Linked DNA regions of Homo sapiens: region 1 is linked to region 2. Evidence: read pairs that join two places in POLR2A ChIA-PET (ENCODE). Cell type or tissue: PC-9. All regions are shown on one strand. Links, peaks and the distances in the headings refer to the core of each region. The heading gives the core; the rest is flanking DNA.

Evidence for each region. ChIA-PET counts read pairs that join two places held together with the same protein. Peaks named below come from ENCODE experiments on the same cell type or tissue, not always from the same donor. Only the 100,000 strongest peaks of a DNase experiment are listed, where the experiment ranks them.
Region 1: POLR2A ChIA-PET joins it to region 2 with 22 read pairs; 3 of 35 experiments call an interaction of 5 or more read pairs at or near these places.

Annotation. Positions count from the first base shown.
Region 1 is chr16:19,182,533-19,185,444 of GRCh38, forward strand. SYT17 (synaptotagmin 17) reads left to right here. Exons shown (of 8, transcript NM_016524.4): 5 at 996-1,615. LOC124903658 (a long non-coding RNA gene) reads right to left here and starts at 1,528. Exons shown (of 2, transcript XR_007065012.1): 1 at 931-1,528. RefSeq lists an enhancer at 2,114-2,912. In PC-9, for the core only: no CTCF peak of the experiment used is centred there; a DNase peak (open chromatin) is centred at 1,839; H3K27ac peaks cover 1,503 bases.
Region 2 is chr16:19,290,217-19,293,128 of GRCh38, forward strand. All of the region lies in intron 1 of CLEC19A (C-type lectin domain containing 19A), which reads left to right. Among named protein-coding and RNA genes, the nearest start is that of CLEC19A, 5.9 kb to the left of the region's middle. In PC-9, for the core only: no CTCF peak of the experiment used is centred there; a DNase peak (open chromatin) is centred at 1,405.

The DNA.
Region 1 (2,912 bases), core at 295-2,794, 110 kb before region 2:
CTATGGACAGTGTGGGCCTAGGTAATTTCTAAGTCTCATGCCCAGCTCTGAACACAGGTTATCTCCATTTAGCATACATCTATCAGAGTACCTCCCATGCCTCTGGCAAATGTCTCATAAAGACAACTGTTTGGGCAATTAGCAAGAATGCCATGAGCTCATTGCTAGAAGAGAGGGATGTGCAAAGGTTGGAATAATGAACTTGGGATCAATGCATTCTGCTGGTTCATGGAAGGGAGAGAGGCGGCCCGTAAGCGGTGAGGTTTGAATATGAACCTTGAAGAAGTACAGTCGTTCCCATTTATTGGTCTGTGCCTACGGGCACATTCTGTGCCATGCTCTTTTCATGCCCTGGCTCAGTGAATCTTCACCACATTCTTTGAGGTAGGTGCCGTTATTGACTCTATTTTACTGATGGGAAAACAGAGTCCCAGAGAGTCAAAAGAATATGCCCGGAGTCACATGGCTCACTGGTAATGAGTACACGAGTAGTGAGTAAGTGGCTGAGATGGAATTCCACCCAGGCACTCTGGTCCCAGAGCTCACTCTCTTAAAGTGGAGACATCGTAGGATAATGGTTAGAGCCAGACTCTGGGGTCAGCTAGACCAGCCTGACCCCTGGCTCCTACACTTGCAAGTGTGTGACCTTCAGAAAGTTACTTAAAGCTTCTGTTTCCTCGTCTATAAAGTGGGGATAATAGTAATTATCTAATAATTCAAGGGGATGTGAAGATTGTGATTGCACATATGCGATGATGTAGTGTACACAGTCCATTAGAGCAGTGCCTGGCACTTAGCTGCTGTGATGATGGCAAGGTGTCAATAGTGCCACCAAACTATCTGTCACAGAATCAGTGAGTATTTCAGAGTGTGGAGAAAGATGGCAAAGGTCATTCTGAAGCAGAGTAAACAATGCAAGAATCTGCTTACCTGCAAAGTGGCCCAGGTCTGCCCCGTATGTGGCTGTCTTCATTGTTATTTCTGGTGGCTCTCAGGTCTTGAGTCAAGACGTCCCAGCTCTCCACTCATCGATATTAAACCCATCGAGTTTGGCGTTCTCAGCGCCAAGAAGGAGCCCATCCAACCTTCGGTGCTCAGACGGACCTATAACCCCGACGACTATTTCAGGAAGTTCGAACCCCACCTGTACTCCCTCGACTCCAACAGCGACGATGTGGACTCTCTGACAGACGAGGAGATCCTGTCCAAGTACCAGCTGGGCATGCTGCACTTCAGCACTCAGTACGACCTGCTGCACAACCACCTCACCGTGCGCGTGATCGAGGCCAGGGACCTGCCACCTCCCATCTCCCACGATGGCTCGCGCCAGGACATGGCGCACTCCAACCCCTACGTCAAGATCTGTCTCCTGCCAGACCAGAAGAACTCAAAGCAGACCGGGGTCAAACGCAAGACCCAGAAGCCCGTGTTTGAGGAGCGCTACACCTTCGAGATCCCCTTCCTGGAGGCCCAGAGGAGGACCCTGCTCCTGACCGTGGTGGATTTTGATAAGTTCTCCCGCCACTGTGTCATTGGGAAAGTTTCTGTGCCTTTGTGTGAAGTTGACCTGGTCAAGGGCGGGCACTGGTGGAAGGCGCTGATTCCCAGTTCTCAGGTAAGGGATGGGTTTGTGGTGTTTCCTCCTGGGAGCTTTTTTAAAAAGTGATTATTTTTATTTTATTTTACTGTTTAAAAGGCTTTTTTGGATTTTTAAAACTTTTTATTTTGAAATAATTTTTGACTCACAAGAGGTTGCAAAAATAGCAGAGAGTTCCTGTGTCCTCTTGATCCAGCATGATAGCATCTTACGCAACCAGGAAATAGATGTTGGTAACTAACCTAGAGCTTACTCAGATTTCAGTAGTTTTTTTTTTTTTTTGAGACGCTCTGTCACCCAGGCTGGAGCGCCGTGGCGTGATCTTGGCTCACTGCAAACTCCACCTCCCAGGTTCACGCCATTCTCCTGCCTCAGCCTCCTGAGTAGCTGGGACTATAGGCGCCCGCCACCACGCCCTGCTAATTTTTTTGTATTTTTTTTTTTTTTAGTAGAGATGAGGTTTTCCGTGTTATCCAGGATGGTCTCGATCTCCTGACCTCAAGATTTCACTACTTTTTACATGCATCACTCATGTGTGTGTCTTTCTGTGAAAATTTATCACATGTATAGATTCCTGTAACCACCACCACTCTGGAAGCCTTTTTTAAATCATCGATGCTGAGTTATTTAATAAGGAGAATGATTGCACAGGGTATAAAGCTATCAATCATTTTGACTTTCAGAAATTGATTTTTTTGGGGAAAAAGTGAAGGCTGGAAAACAGGATGATGCATGGATGTTTTTCAGGCCAACTGTTAGATTGGCTTCCTTCCCCCTGTCCAGCCCAGGGAAATGTGGTTGGCTGCTCGGGAAGCCACCCACGGACCAGGCTGTGTCTCCAGTCGGCTGTTGTGCATTCCTGCATATTAGAGGGTAACTGTCTACCCATTGTAGGTAGAAGGATGTGGGGAGCCCAAGGAAAGGAAAAGACCCAGCCACTCCTTCCTCCTTCCCTCCCTTCCCGCTTCTCTCTTCACTCCCTCCCTCCCTTCCTTCCCTGCTACCCTCTTCCCTCCCTTTCTCCCTCCTTCCCCTCCTTCCTCCCTCCCCTCCTCCCCTCTTCCCTTCCTTCTCTCCCTGTCCTGTGGGATGGCTGTTGTAGGAACAGGGACGGGAGATGGAGAAACAGGGGAGGGGGCTTTGGCCACCATGAGGTCAATAAGAGCTGCCTTCCAGGCCAGGCGCAGTGGCTTACGCCTGTAATCCCAGCACTTTGGGAGGCTGAGGCAGGAGAATCACTTGAGTCTAGGCGTTCAAGACCAGCCTGGGCAACACAGTGAGACCCCGTCTCTACAAAAAACAATTTAAAAATTAG
Region 2 (2,912 bases), core at 171-2,670:
CCCAGCTGGGAGACCTTGGGGGCCTCTGATGTTGCTAATTGAAGGAAAAGACCATGTGGTTTGGCCTCCTGGTTTCCAGAGCAACAGCCCCTTTGTGCATCCCCTCCCCTCTGCCTCTCTCCCTCCACTTCCCCTCCCCCACCACCAGTCTCATCTCTTCCCTCTTCTCCTTCTCAAGTTCCCGGCCATGCTAAACCATTTCTAATTCTCCAAAGCTCCATTCTCTCTCACACCTCCAGACCTCTGCACACACTGTGTCCTCCCCCCGGAACACTCTTTCTCTAACTCTTGTTCATCCTCCGGGTCTCAGTTGAGACAGCACCTCCTCTAAGAAGCCTCCCAGATCTCCAGGTCTGGGTTATGTTCCACTTTTAGGTGTTCCTGTGGCAACACCCTCTTTTCCCCCATCCAGGAAGGGAACTCATGACGCCGTGTCATAATCACCTATGGGATCCTTGAAGATGGGGACAGGGCAGCCACCAATTCAACTAGGGAGAGAAAGGGGCAAACAGCCAGTTTCTAAAATAATCGAGGGGGCTGCTCCCTGAAGTTTTTGCTGGCATGATACACATCCACAAATTACATGCTAATGACATCTTTATTTTTGCTCCTTTTTCTTTTTCTTTCTTTCTTTTTTTTAGAGACAAGGTCTTGCTCTGTTGCCCAGGCTGGAGTACAGTGGTATGGTCATAGCTTGCTGCAGCCTGGAACTTCTGGGCTCAAGTGATGCTCCCTCTTCAGTCTCTTGAGTAGCTGGGACTACAGGCATGTGCCACCACATATGGCTGATTTACAAAAAGTGTTTTTGTAAAGGTGGAATCTTGCTATACTGCCCAGGCTGGTCTCAAACTCCTGGCCTCAAACGATCCTCCTGCCTTTGCCTCCCAAAGTCTGGGATTACAGGCATGAGCCACTGCACCTGGCCTGTGCTTATTTTTCTTAGGTTTGGTCTTCATAGACCATAAGGCTCATGAGGTCAGAAGGCGCATCTGTGTAGTATACCACACAGTATCTTCAGCTTGTAACCTACTGCCTGAGACCAAGTAGGTGCTCAAATAGTACTTGTTGAATGGATAAAGGAATTAATGAAGGACCAGACCATCAAGATTGGAGCAAAAGGAAATGGGCTTAAATGCAGTAGGACTCTCTAGGTTTGGAGCTAGACAGGCTGGCTTCAAATCCCAGCTGGGAGCTGTGCGATCTTGGGCAAGTTGGCCAACCTTTCTGTGCTCTGGTTTCTTCATCTGTGAAGTGGGGGTGATAGTGGCACCTACCTGGTAGGATGTGTGAAGATTGAGTGTATTTTTCTGTATCAAGCATTTAACACAATGCCTGGCACACAGTGAATGCTGAGTCAGAGTTGGCGCTGATTGTTGTGTTGCCATGGTTACCTGACTGTCAAGCTATAAAGCTAAAGAAATCCCTTCACAAGAGACAGATTAGCAGAGGCTGGCTTGGGGTCAGGCTGATGAAAGGCCTACTATTCCCAATTCCTTAAACCCAAGAGGTAAAGGAGGAGGGGGAAATGCCGTGCAGGCTGGAGTTAATGATCGTTTTGGTGCAAGCCAGCGCTCTTTTCCACCTCCCAGGTCCTCACAATTAAAGGCCTTTGCCTGCCCTGTTGGAAAGGGGAGTAATTGAGCAGTGACCTGTCACAGCCCCATTTTCTGGTGTGTTTCACCCCTGGCATCCATAACCACCAAATTACTCAGTGGAGAAAACCTAAAGGACCAGAATGGGGAGGTGGGGTGTAAATGGCTCAAGGAACTTGTTTTCCACTCTGGGAGGAGCAGACAGGGTTGGAGGCAGGGGTTCTTTTTGAAATATCCACAGTCTTTAAGACCAAGGACCCTTTTCCCCTTCTCACTCCACTCAGCCCCTTTCATTTAATTAATTATTAATTCCTCTTTGCCAGGCTCTGTTCAGTGAGAAAATGAATGAATGAATGAATCAGTAATTCTACAGGCTCCATCTTTCAGTCTGGCACACTGTAGACCAGGGCTTCCCAGATTTTCACATTCACAAGAATCACCTGGGGCTCTTATGAAAATGCAGACTCCGATTTGGAAGGCCTGGGGTGGGGCCTGGGAGTCTGAAGGTCCCAGGGGATGCTGAGGTTGGCCTTCGTAGCAATCGTTGTCCTAAACAATATGCAAAACCAGGATCTGGCAACCTCTGCTTTCAGGACTTGGTTAAAAAAACTCCAGGAATGCCATCGCAGTGTCAGGACTCCTGGTTTCAAAGGCATGAGTTATGCACACAGCCTTCTCACCATTTTCCCAAGAGGCTGCCCTCAAGAAGTGGTGTTTGATTCCCTACATGTATTTATGCATTCAAGCCCAGTCATTGTGCACCTACTACGTGCCAAGGCACCAGAGGAAGAGGAATGATCACAACAGATGCTGATGGGGATAGAGGAGGAATGTGTGAATGTTGAGGTGCAAGGGGCTCTAAAAGCATTTATCAGAGGCTCCTACCTCATCTTCCCTGAATAAGTCACTGCAGCAGAGACTCAAAGGAGAAACAGAATTGGCTGAAGTCAGGTCAAGGGAATTATCTGCAAAGGTCAGAACATGTCTTTGAGAAATGGCAAAAGTGTGGGCAAACCTGGAGCACAGAGTAAGGAGGGGGTGAATGACAGAGAATAAGCTAGGGGCAAGCAGTTCCCAAAGGCAAAGGGAACACCTGTGAGGTTTCAGGGAAATGAGGTCAGGCTGTTCCAAGGAGGAAGAATGCCTCTGGACCTGGGAGGTGAGACAAAGCAGGAAGAACAGCTAAAAGGTGTTGAGAAGGTCTTCATGGGAGAAGGTCAAAAAGAATGCAGAAGGGGAAGAAAGAACAGACTGAATTAGAGACGTGTTTAGGAGATGGAATAGACATGACTTGAAAATTGATTGGTTGTAAAGAGGGGA